3 separate regions of the Homo sapiens genome follow, and regions 1 and 2 are each linked to region 3. Evidence: chromatin contacts called from ENCODE Hi-C or POLR2A ChIA-PET data. All regions are on one chromosome and are shown on one strand. The core of a region is the stretch at or near the end of the contact, and the rest is flanking DNA. Distances in the headings are between cores, read along the strand shown.

Evidence for each region. A loop is a pair of places that touch in the nucleus more often than their neighbours do. ChIA-PET counts read pairs that join two places held with the same protein, here RNA polymerase II (POLR2A). Pooled maps may share reads with other maps.
Region 1: a pooled map shows a loop between it and region 3 (2.2-fold over the local background). The contact joins two enhancer-like sites. A Hi-C loop is called at or near these places in 1 of 168 maps with a recorded cell type or tissue (CD8-positive, alpha-beta T cell) and 1 of 50 pooled maps. POLR2A ChIA-PET finds 5 or more read pairs at or near these places in 2 of 52 experiments (PC-9 and naive thymus-derived CD4-positive, alpha-beta T cell).
Region 2: a loop to region 3 is called in a pooled map, with 2.0 times the contacts of the local background. The contact joins two enhancer-like sites. A Hi-C loop is called at or near these places in 2 of 50 pooled maps. POLR2A ChIA-PET finds 5 or more read pairs at or near these places in 5 of 52 experiments (BJ, GM10248, HepG2 and 2 more).

What each region holds. Positions count from the first base shown.
Region 1 is chr6:52,722,243-52,725,989 of GRCh38, reverse strand. No RefSeq gene overlaps it. Among named protein-coding and RNA genes, the nearest start is that of GSTA2, 39 kb to the left of the region's middle. RefSeq lists silencers at 1,335-1,384, 3,433-3,547. Within about 2 kb of position 1,374, at least 17 of the 41 ENCODE cell types and tissues checked have a DNase peak (open chromatin) inside an H3K27ac peak, as active enhancers do.
Region 2 is chr6:52,393,151-52,397,067 of GRCh38, reverse strand. The region is part of intron 1 of PAQR8 (progestin and adipoQ receptor family member 8); the gene reads right to left. Among named protein-coding and RNA genes, the nearest start is that of EFHC1, 25 kb to the left of the region's middle. Within about 2 kb of position 2,652, at least 3 of the 41 ENCODE cell types and tissues checked have a DNase peak (open chromatin) inside an H3K27ac peak, as active enhancers do.
Region 3 is chr6:52,550,105-52,554,242 of GRCh38, reverse strand. The region is part of intron 1 of TRAM2 (translocation associated membrane protein 2); the gene reads left to right. Among named protein-coding and RNA genes, the nearest start is that of TRAM2, 25 kb to the left of the region's middle. RefSeq lists an enhancer at 1,857-2,026. Within about 2 kb of position 2,267, at least 25 of the 41 ENCODE cell types and tissues checked have a DNase peak (open chromatin) inside an H3K27ac peak, as active enhancers do.

The DNA.
Region 1 (3,747 bases), core at 125-2,624, 170 kb before region 3:
TCTGCCTTGCCTCCTACCTTTCTCCAATCTTTACTCACCTTCCCTCTGCACACAGCAGCTGTTTCAATATATTTGTCCTTTGAAACTTTGAATACAGTTGCAACATTCTAAGTCAACAGGGCAGCTAAGTATACCTAGCAGAAAAATTAGACTTTAACCTCAGAAATTGACAAAATCTTCTCAAGGATTATGGTTCCAATAAATACTGTTTAAAGTATTTTATTCATAGTTCTATTCAATAAAAGTTTATAGAGCACCTACTTTGTTCCCTGAATTGTTTTAGGCACAGAGAATGCCAGGAAAGACTAAGTCCTGAATGACAGGAACCAGAAGATCCAGTGAGCGAGGGTCTTAGTCAGAGGGAACAATGAGACAGGGTGTTGGTCAGGAACAAGTTGGGTGTGTTTTAGGTACACTAGTGTTGTGGGAGCAAGGCGAGGAAGTATTGAAAGATGAGGCCAGCATGGGTGTATTAGTTATCAATTGTTATATACCAACTCACCCCGAAGTTTAGGGACTTAAAGCAATAAATATTTATTATCTCACACAATTTCTGAAGGTCAGGAATCTGGGAGCAGCTTAGCCGGGTGGTTCTGAATCAGCATTTCTCAGGACGCTGCAATCAAGTCACTAACAGGCTGTGTCAGCTGAGGGCTTGACTGGGATCTGTTTCCATGATGGCTCACTCACATGGCTGTTGGCAGAGGCCTCAGTTCCTCTCTGAAAGTTGGCAATACATCTCACTTCTTTGGCATGCCTGCTTCTGTGTAGGACTGCTTGAGTGTCCTCAGGACATGGCAGCTAACTTCCCCTGGAGTATGTAAGCAAGAGGGAAACTACAATGTCTTTTATGACCTAGTATTGGAAGTTACACCTCTGATGATAGAGAAGGGCTGAGGACATCGCCTCGGGGGAGATAGCAGTTGGAGAAGAGAAGGCTGGGTGGAGCCAGCGAAGGCGTCTGAAGAGGAGGGGTCAGTGAAGTAGAAGGAAGTCCAAGAAAGTGTGGCATCATGAGGCCAACAGTCCGGCAAGAGGATGGAAGAGTGGACATTGAATTTGGTACCACGGAGGCTACTGCTGACCCGAGGAGAGAAGATGGGGACACAAGCCTGACTGGAGTGGGTTGAGGAGAAAATGGGACGTGAGGTAGAGGAGACAGCAGCTACCGGCAGCCGTTTTGAGAAATTTTGCTCCGAAAAAGGGCATATGGTTGGGACAGTAGACTTTCTCAGTGATCTAAAAGAGGAAGGGAAGGTTGAGTAGGCTGAGCTCAGTTTCATTTGCAATTGTGGAAAGTCACCTAAGAGTGGCTGAGTCTGTGCACTGAACTCTTTACAGCCACCAGGGAGGTCCCTTGGCTCTGGGCAGTGCGCCATCTGGTGCTCAGTCATGGAGTCAGCGTTAGACTGACACAGTAGGTTGGGCAATCCCTTTGCTGGAACAGAGACTTTTTTTCTCATAAATTTTAAATCCAAGTTGGAGTAAATTGCCAAAAGAACAACTAAAAAATGCTGACTGAAAGGCAGAGGTGCAAAGTTCTCCTCACTTCCTTTTAACCCCTTCCAATTTATTCCATTTTGTCTTTCTTATTCCCTCATCCTCTTCACCTTAATCCATGAGTCTCTCTGTATTTCCTTTTCCACTGTCCATTTCTATGACGCAGAATCTAACGATGCAGCTACAAGCCAAGAAACACCAAAGATTGCTGGCAGCCACCAGAAACCAAGAGAGAGGCTGGGAACAGATTCTCCCTTAGAGCTTCCAGAAAGAACCAGCTTTGCTGACCTCTGGATTCTGGACTTCTAGCCTCTAGACATGTGCAAGAATAATTTCTGCTGTCTAAGCCACCTAGTTTGTGGTAATTTGTTAGAGTGGCCACAGGAAAAGAATTCAACTACTTTGCAATAAAAAAAGGAATGAATACATAAAAAAGCACAGATGAATTTTGAAATAATTGTGCTGTGTGAAAGACACCAAACAAACAAAATACCTGCTGTATGCTTCTAATTATATAAACTTCTAGAAAATGCAAACTAACTCATTGTGACAAAAAGCAGATGAGTGGTATGGGGCCAGGCAGAAGAAAGGGATTTCCAAAGGGCATGAGGATGTGAATAAGTTCAGTATCATGATTATGATGATAGTCTCATAGGTGTATATGTGTGTTAAAACTTATCCAATTGAGGCTGGGTGTGGTGGCTCACTCCTGTAATCCTAGCACTTTGGGAAGCCAAAGCAGACGGATCACTTGAGGCCAGGAGTTCAAGACCAGCCTGGCCAACATGGTAAAACCCCATTTCTACTAAAAATACAAAAATTAGCTGGGTGTGGTGGCACACTCCTGTAGTCCCAGCTACTTGGGAGGCTGAGGCATGAGAATCACTTGGACTCAGGAGGTGGAGGTTGTAGTGAGCTGAGGTCACACCACTGCATTCCAGCCTGGAGGCAACAGAGCGAGTCTCGTCTCAAAAACAAAAACAAAACTGAAAAACTTATCCAGTTGTACACTTAACTCTGTACACTTTGTTTTTTTTTTGAGACAGTGTCTCGCTCTTGTCGCCCAGACTGGAGTGCAGTGGCCTGATCTCAGCTCACTGCAACCTCCTTCTCCCAGGTTCAAGTGATTCTCCTGCCTCAGCCTCCCAAGTAGCTGGGATTACAGGCGCCCACCACCACGCCCAGCTAATTTTTTGTATTTTTAGTAGAGATGGGGTTTTGCCATGTTGGCCAGGCTGGTCTCAATATTTCATATATATATAATATATTGCATATAATACATTATATAAAATACACATATATTTTAAAGTATCAATTATATCCCCTAATACAGTAATAAAACCAATAGATGCAAATAAACAATCACAAATCTATTATGTACATAAGCAAGCTGTACAATCCTTCTGCTCTCCAGCTGGTCTCTTCAGCTGCCTCTGTCCTTTGGAAGGCTTCCTTCTGCTTAGAAACAGGCCCAGGCCTCCACTGTCCTAACCTTCTTAGCCATGCACCCACACTCCTCAGAAGAAACCAAGAAACACTCCACAACAAATTTTTAAAGTTCTTTATCCTTGGCTAGTTTTCCCTTTTGCTATTTCCTTCTTTCTTTTCACGTCCAAAACTTGAGTAGTCTGCATTCTAGCTCTACTTCCTCTCTCAAAGTCTTGAATTTTAAATTCTTTTTTTTTTTTCCTTTGAGATGGAGTCTCGCTCTGTCGCCCAGGCTGGAGTGCAGTGGCACAATCTCGGCTCACTGCAAGCTCCGCCTCCCAGGTTCTCGCCACTCTCCTGCCTCAGCCTCCCGGGTACCTGGGACTACAGGCGCCCGCTACCACGCCCGGCTAATTTTTTGTATTTTTAGTAGAGACGGGGTTTCACCGTGTTAGCCAGGATGGTCTCGATCTCCTGACCTCGTGATCCTCCAGCCTCAGCCTCCCAAAGTACTGGGATTGTAAGCATGAGCCACCACGCCCGGCCAAATTTTAATTTCTTAATCAATGAACTAATCATCTTAGTTCTATGAGTTTCAAGGTCTTTTCTCAGTCTATCTTTAACTTTTATACTGCAAATACCAGGCCAAGCTCCCTTTCCATCAGCAACTTTCTGCCGCAGTCTCCCACCCTTCACCAAGCACTAGTGCTCAGATTTTCCTGTGGCTCATTTTTTCTTAGTTTCATGATTTATATATCTTCTTTGCCAACATGTTGTCACATGGATCCCACCCAGTCCTGCTTCATGTCAAAAGGCCAG
Region 2 (3,917 bases), core at 1,403-3,902, 160 kb after region 3:
TCTCTGGCCCCACCTTGGCTTTCTTCTCCCACCATCCCTGTCAATTGTGGTATCTGCCCCCTTTTCACCATCCACAGTGCCTCTCAGACAGGTACTTCTCCCAGGCCCTTAGCTTCAGCTACACCTGTATCCGCTGATTTCCAAATTTGCCTCCAACCAGATCTTTTCTGAGGTTTGAATTAAAATATCCAACTTCTCTAGATGTGTCCAAAAGAATGTCCCCCATGGGCACTTCAGACTCATCTCCAGACATTTCCTTCAACCCAGACTTGACTCGTCCCCTACATCTAATCAGAATCGAGGTTTGCTGATTTTATCTCAACATTTCTGGAAGCCATTTGCCCTTTCCATTTCTACTGCTCTCCCTTAATTTAGGTCTTCAAAATTAACTTATGTTAATGATGACAATAGCAGTCTCATAACTGACCTTTCATCATCAATAATGGCTCTCCTAACTCACATCCCCAACCCTCACTTCATTCTCCAAATCACTTCAGGGCAACAGTTTAAAAATGGAAATCTGATTATCATTCCCTCCTCAAAATTCTTCAACAGCTCACCATTGTTTGTTTACAATACAAATTCTAAGCCCTAATTATTCAAACAGATCCTTTCTCTGTTTTCCTTCCTATTCCAGCCTCCTCTCCCAGAGCCCATACCTCTAAGGCCAATTTGTTGGCCCAGATCTTAATACTCTTAATACTGGGAGTTCTTGACACTCTATCTCCCATGCATGCAAACTCAGTACCCTCTAGCCCAGCAACTCTGGGTCATTTTCAACACTCTAACTAGAAGTCGGCTCCACCAGGAAGCTTTTCTTAACTCCCAGACTGGCTTAGGGCTCTCTCCAGCCTTCATTAGACTCTGGCCTTGCCTCTCCCAGTTTTCTTCATTCATGGAGCTGGGTTCGTTTGTTTACTCCACTTACTTTCCCATTAGCCACCAGCTCCTTTAAAGGCAGGGACTGTTAGGTGCAGAAGTCCCCATGTTGAAAATAATATCTGGCATATAGAAGACACCTTATAATTATTTACTGAATGAACAGTTCTTTAGGCCCAGGCTCATGGCACCAATTTCTTTCTCTTCTGCAAAGGTGAAGGAAAAAAGAAGTAATGGTTTGGGAGTCAGGAAGTCTGGCTATTAGTATTTGCTCTACTCAGGTGTGTGGCTATGCCTAAGACAATCAATTACTCAGTGTCATTGTCCTCATAAAAAAGGGTGGGTGGGTGAGAGGAGGTGATTTCCTGTCTATCCACTTTTTAGGAAGAAAACAGAATGAATAATAACAAAATGGTCAGTAATGGAATAGTACTTTCAAGAGGCAAAACATGTACATAAAGTCCTAGTAATATTTCAAATAAAGAGCCCACTGAAGGATATAACTTAGTAAAAATAAATCTATCCACACGTATTTTCTACCTTATAATTGATTTTAATGCAATTTTTTAAAATCAAAAAGGAATATTATTTGTTTTGTAACACTCCTGGGAATCATCATAATACTGCCTCCCTGGGTCAGGTCTGGGCTGAAAGACATGTTTGAAAATGTTGAGTTTGAAGTGCCCATGGAGGACATTCATTTGGACACATCTAGAGCAGTGGGATATTTGAACTCCCCTATCTCCTTTAAGGATTTTTAATTAGAGTCAGATTATAATGGAATTGGAATTAAAAGTTCTATTTACTGAGTATATGTACCATGAATTCACTTAATGTTTATAAGAAAGTGTTAAAAAATGTTGAATAATGCCTTGCATTATGTAGGGATCTAATCTTTTTTTTTTTTTTTTTTTTTGAGACGAAGTCTCGCTGTGTCGCCCAGGCTGGAGTGCAATGGCGCAATCTTGGCTCACTGCAACCTCCGCCTCCCGGGTTCAAGCAATTCTCCTGTCTCAGCCTCCCAAGTAGCTGGGACTAAACTGCAGGTGCATGCCACTATGCCCAGCTAATTTTTTGAATTTTTAGTAGAGACAGAGTTTTACCATATTAGTCAGGCTGGTCTCAAACTCCTGACCTCAGGTGATCTACCCACCTCAGCCTCCCAAAGTGTTGGGATTACAGGCGTCAGTCACTGTGCCCGGCCGGGATCTAATCTTAAAAATTTATCTTAGAAGCGCCTTTCAAATTTTTTTTTTAATGGAAAGAGAAAAATGGGGTAAAAATCCCAAGTTCATGGTTAAAAATCTGACATTTTAGCCAAAAATTGTGCATTTAGGTGTTCTTTTTAAAAGTAAATCACAGAACTAAGCTAAATACAGATGTTCCTTGACATATGATGGGTTATAGCCCAGTAAACCCATTGTTAAGTTGAAAACGTCTTAAGTTGAAAATGCATTTAATGCACCTAATCTACTGAACGTAACCACTCTTAGCCTACACTACCTTAAATGTGCTCAGAACACACACTTAGCCTACAGGTGGGGAAAGTCATCTGGCAACAGAGGACACCGTAGGGTACTGGTTGTTTTGAGATCACATGGCTGACTGGGAGCTGCAGGTTACTGCTGCTGCCCAGAATTGCTAGAGTATTTCACCACCTATCACTAGCCTTGGAAAAAATCAAAACCCCAAATGCAAAGTATGGTTTCTATTGAATGTGTATCACTTTCACACCATCCTAAGTTGGGGATCATCTGTATTCTTAAGGTTTGGTTTTGTTTTCGTAGTTCTGACTGATGGAAACTACCTAAAATGCATTTCCTTTTCAGTAACTTTCAATAAAACAATGAAATGACACGTTTTTGGTGATAGTTGTTATCCCCTGAAAACACAGTAAAAATACGTGAAGTACCCATAAAAGACCATTTAACTTTCAGAGAGGAACTATATCGATAAGCAGAGCAGCACCTGGGCACGTCTCCTATCACCTGAGAAACAGGTGTAACCGTGTCACTGCACTCACTGCTCCTGGCCAACTCCTCCATCTGCTGGGTTCCCTCTCATTGGCCCCTGTCTGAATTTGAGTCCTTATTATCTCTCACAGGAACCTCTGTAGGATACAGGAGGCCTTCCTGGTCCCCTACCTGTGCGTCTCTTTAACTGTCCCCAAAGCATCTCCCACTCTGACACTTTGTGTTCCAGTTATTCTGCCATCCTCTCAGGACTTTGTGCTTCTATGCATGCCTGGAATGCCCACACCACTGATGTCCACTGGCCAACTCCTACTCATGCTTCATGTCCCATCTCAAATGGTCCCTGTGAAGGCTTCCCCTCAGGTGCTCCTTCACCTAACTGCCACTGCACTTAAAGTCCTTCATTATAGGACTTTCCTTACTGTATGCCTACATGGTTTGCATTATATGTCTCTCTGACCACTAAACTGCAAGATCCTTTGAGGGCTGAGAATATTTTTATCATTAGCATTGTGCCTATCACATTGATATTCCAAGAAATCACTGAATGAACGAATGAATGAATGAATGGAAAGTGTCCAAATCGACCAGGTACAGTGGCTCACACCTGTAATCCCAGCACTTTGGGAAGCCGAACGGGGAGGATAGCTTGAGCCCAGGAGTTCAAGACCAGCCTTGGCAACACAGCAAGACTCTATCTCTAAATTTAAAAATTAGCCAGGCATGGTGGCGCACACCTGTAGTCCCAATTACTCAGGATGCTGAGGTGGGAGGATCACTTGAGCCCAGGAGATTGAGGCTACAGTGAGCCATGGTTATGCCACTGCACTCCAGCCTGGACAACAGAGCAAGACGCCGTCTCAAAAAAAAAAAAAAAAAAAAGAGAGAGAAAGTGTCAGAATAATAGTATCAAACACTTATATGATGTTTAGCACATACCAGACAGTGTTTTGGGTGCTTTGAAAATATTAACTTATTTAAACTTCCCAACAATACCTGACACCAGTACTATTATCATTCCCATTTCACAGATAAGGAAACAGTTACAGAGAGATTACATAACTT
Region 3 (4,138 bases), core at 1,018-3,517:
CACTTTGGTTTTCAAAACCAAAGTGGGATGCCCTGCCTCCGCATCCCTTCCCAGGGGTGCAGTAAGCAAACAGGCGGTGGGGACAGGGCTGGGTGGTAACATTGAGGGGTTCTGTGAAGTTCTAGGACTTGATTGCCTGGGAGAGCCTCTTGCTCAGGGCTGGTAGGCTGGGGCAGATGGTGTGCTGGGGCGGATGGTGTGCTCAGGGCTGGCAGGTTGGGGTGTCTTCCTGCTGTCCCATGGAAGATGGAGCTGTTGCTGCTGGTGGCTTATCAGCACGTATTTGTTAAGCTTGATTTATGCAAAGGGTAGGGGCAGGAGAACCCAGAAAATGATAAATGACAAAGCAATGATAAAAAACAAGAGGAAGAATGACTAATTGTTATTTATTGAATACCTGTGATGTGCTAGGCCTTGTGCTACATTTGACCTTCTAATCCCACTAGTCCCCTCCATAGTCCTCTTTATGGATTCTATCTCTGTCTACACCAAGCAACTGAACAACTCCATTTCAGAGTTAGTGAGGGCAGAATTGGGATTTTGACACAGGTCTTTCTGAATCCAAAATCTGGGCTCTTAACTATTGTGCTCTACTATCTCTCAACAAAGAGGTACAGGCAGTGAGTGCTTCAGGTGTGAGGAGGAAGCAGCCAAGAGGAGTGATGGTAGAATGGGGAGGAGGAAGGAGGAGGTGAGGCTGGAGCAGGCTCTCAAAGGAAAGCCAAGGCAGATGAACAAATGGAAGGCAGAGCAGATGGCTGGAGTGCAGGCAAGAAAGGACATTCAGAGAATCAAAGAAAGCGGCTACTACACATGCTGCTACACAAGGGTTCCTGGGCCAGATTGCCCTGGGAAATGCTAGGCTGTTTCTTTACTGTTTCTTTATTGCAGGACTTGTCAGAGCCTTCATATAGTATTAATGAGTTACATATTTCTCTACCAAATACATTTGTTGATCTTGGAGAGTATTTAATGGAATAATATCCTTAATATATCCTTTAGGACATCCAGGACTATCATATTAGTTTGGAAAGTTGTGATAATCAAATGTGGAGAGGCAGGGAGGATTAGGAATGCCAGATTAAAGAGTTAGACATTATCCTTTAAGCAGCAGAAGGCAATGGAGGGGCTGTGGTGTGTGCGTGTATGTTTGTGTGTATATGCCTGGCTATTCTAGCTATGGATAGTGGGAGGGGAGGAAGGGGTTTTGAGTCTTGAGGCTGAGGATCCAGTTAGAAGTCTCTCCTACAGGCTGGTGGCAAATGAGAATATGAAGCTCTTAGCAGCATTGGGAGTAGAAATGATGGATTTAATAAAATAGTAAAGGAAAAAGCCAACAAGGGGCTATAAGGAAAGGTGGGGAGTCTTTGACTGCAGCCTGGGACATAGGCAAGTATAGAGCTTTCTCCTGGGCACCAGGTTTGGCATGTTGAACGGGAGTTAATCATGCACTATGTAGGTAAAGATGCAGCCTCCCACCTCCCATCCTGGGGAGAAAGATTTCAGCAGGAAAAGTAGATCTGAGTGTCGCCGGAATAGAAGTGGCTGCTACAGCAGAGATTTCCAAGAAAGCAAGAAGAGCTGAGGCTTGCACTGGGAGCCTGGAAGTGAAGCCGTGTCACAGAAGCATGGGGAAGAATCCGTGGATACAAAGGGACTTCAGAGAACACCCTTAAAACATGAGAACTCTGAGGCCCAGTGAGGTGGATGGGAGCAGCTGGAAGCAGCCCGTCGGGTTTGTGGCTGAGCTGTCAGGGAACAGGTCTCTTGCCTCCTCACTGCACTTTTCTCCCTTCTGCTTCCTCTTAGTAATATATGTACAGCCATTTGAGCTTTACCTATTTGCATGGGCTTCAGTAGAGCTGCAGGTGGCCTTCCTAGCAGGTGTGGCCACCAAGTACCCAACAGATTTCAGTCTGTTCTTGTCTTCGTTGCCTCCTCGGGGTAGTGAAAGGGCTGGGGAGCCTGTTGGTCCTGTCCCAGGGCTGTCCTCTCTGCATCCGTGCCCCCTGGGCTTTGCATGGGGGAGGAGCCTGGAATCTCGCTCTCTTTAAGGCTGGAAGCCAGGATGGCTGCCTGAGACTGCTGGCTATCTGTGCCCTCTCCTCTTGCCAGGGCTCAGTCTGGGGCAGAATGTGGCCCAGGGCCTGCTTGTCAGCACGTGGCTAGGGTTTCCGTGTTAACGTTCCCAAATTGGGATCTCAGAAGATCAAGTGTCCGTGTTGTCTGATCACGCTGAGCCTTCTCGAGCGGCCAGCTGCAAACCTTTCAAAGGGCTGTGTGTAATTGGCTTGGGAGATGCTGTGGGGGACTGAGAAGGGGACAAAGAAGTCAGTTTTTAAAAGGAAAAAAATAAATGAACATAACAGTCTTGGGCCAGTTGGGTGGGGCATGGTGCTTGGGCACATTGAAACCCCTTCCTCTTCCCTTCCTATTTTTCCACTTCCAGAGGCCCCTTTGGCTAGCGCCGTACTGACCCCTGCAGACCCCCTCTGTGTAAATACAGCCTCTGTCTCCCACCCACTTCTTCATTATGCATTCCTTTAATCTGACCCATCTCCAGGTTGCCAGCTGGCAGAGACTCAGCAGATTCCAAACCCCAGCTGGTGCCAGAGTGTTTACACGGGCCAGGGAAGCTTGGCAGACAACCTGCCCCCAAGCTACTCAGCTGTAGGAAAAGGTAGAAAGACTCCTGGAGATAAGTGGCCCGTTTGTTTGCAGACTTTCTCTCCTCCCTCATTCACCCTCCCCTGCATGCCCACCCTCACTCCAGTTGCTGCTCTATCCTGAAAACGTTAGAAAGAATCCCTTTGTGAAAGGGAGGTAAATGGCTAGGGACTAGCAGCGTAATCCCTACATCCAAGCAACCCTGTGTGGCACTCTGAGCACATAAAGGTAAAAGATCCTTTGCCTTCCGGGCTGAAACAGATCAGATATTAATTAGGAGACATTATTGGTTAGTGTAGAGCCAGTCCCCATTCATAACGGATATGTTTTTCCAAAATAATAAAGCTATGTGATCGAGTGTTCATGAAGCCAGGACTCATATTTGTCACTGCAGCCTGAGGCCAGTGGTGTCCTCAAAATCCTATATTCACCTCCTCCTGCCTCAGTAAAGGCCCCCTTGAAAAACTCAGGCAGGAAACTGTTCGTCCACCACAGTGGTTTATCTTGATCTGAGTTTGTGAGAAGCCAGTCCCAGGGTGTCATGCCTAAAGAAAACCATTTCTGAAGTGGGTTATCAACACTGTTGGTCCTTTGGAAATTAGATGGCCCATAAAGAGTGGCGATTTGTCTGCCTCCCATGCGTTTCATGAGGGGTAGTACCAGGATGTGTGTGGAGGATAATTTTGCTGGTTTAAAGTGTCCTATTCGGTTGGGCATGGTGGCACACTCCTGTAATCCCAGCACTTTGGGAGGCCAAGGCAGGTGGGAGGCCAAGGCAGGTGGATCTCTTGAGGCCAGGAGTTCAAGAACAGCCTGGCCAACATGATGAAACCCCATCTCTACTAAAAGTACAAAAATTAGCCGGGTGTGGTGGTGCATTCCTGTAATCCTAGCTATTCGGGAGGCTGAGGCAGGAGAATCACGTGAGCCTGGGAGGCAGAGGCTGCAGTGAACTAAGATCTTGCCACTGCACTCCAGTCTGGATGACGGGAGTGAAACCCTGTCGCAAAAAAAATAAAAATAAAAAATAAAAATAGTGTCCCATTGCCAGCAGTTACGTTGATGAGGTTAATTATTATCATATGGTGTTAGTATTCTTTTATTTGAGTAGCATATCTCCATCAGTCAGAGTCCCAACAGGAAACAGGTGGGGTAATTGAGGAATGGTTATGTAGGCACTATTAACAAGGGCGTGGACTGGCTCAGGGGAAACAGATAAGGAACAGTAAAGCATTCTAAGGCTTGCGAACGTGGGGAGCTATCCCTAAGCTTGAAGGGGCTGAGGATAGCATGGATCTAGAACTAAGAAGGAAGGGAGAGAGGAAATACCATTGAGAGCTGTGGTTGAAGGGGAGGGGCTGGAGTTTTGGTGGAGGGTTGCAGTGACTGCCAGAACTGTCCAGCAGGAAAGGAGCCAGGTGATGAATACCCCTTTCATGCTCTCTCATGTTCTGCAGATTCCATCGGAAGC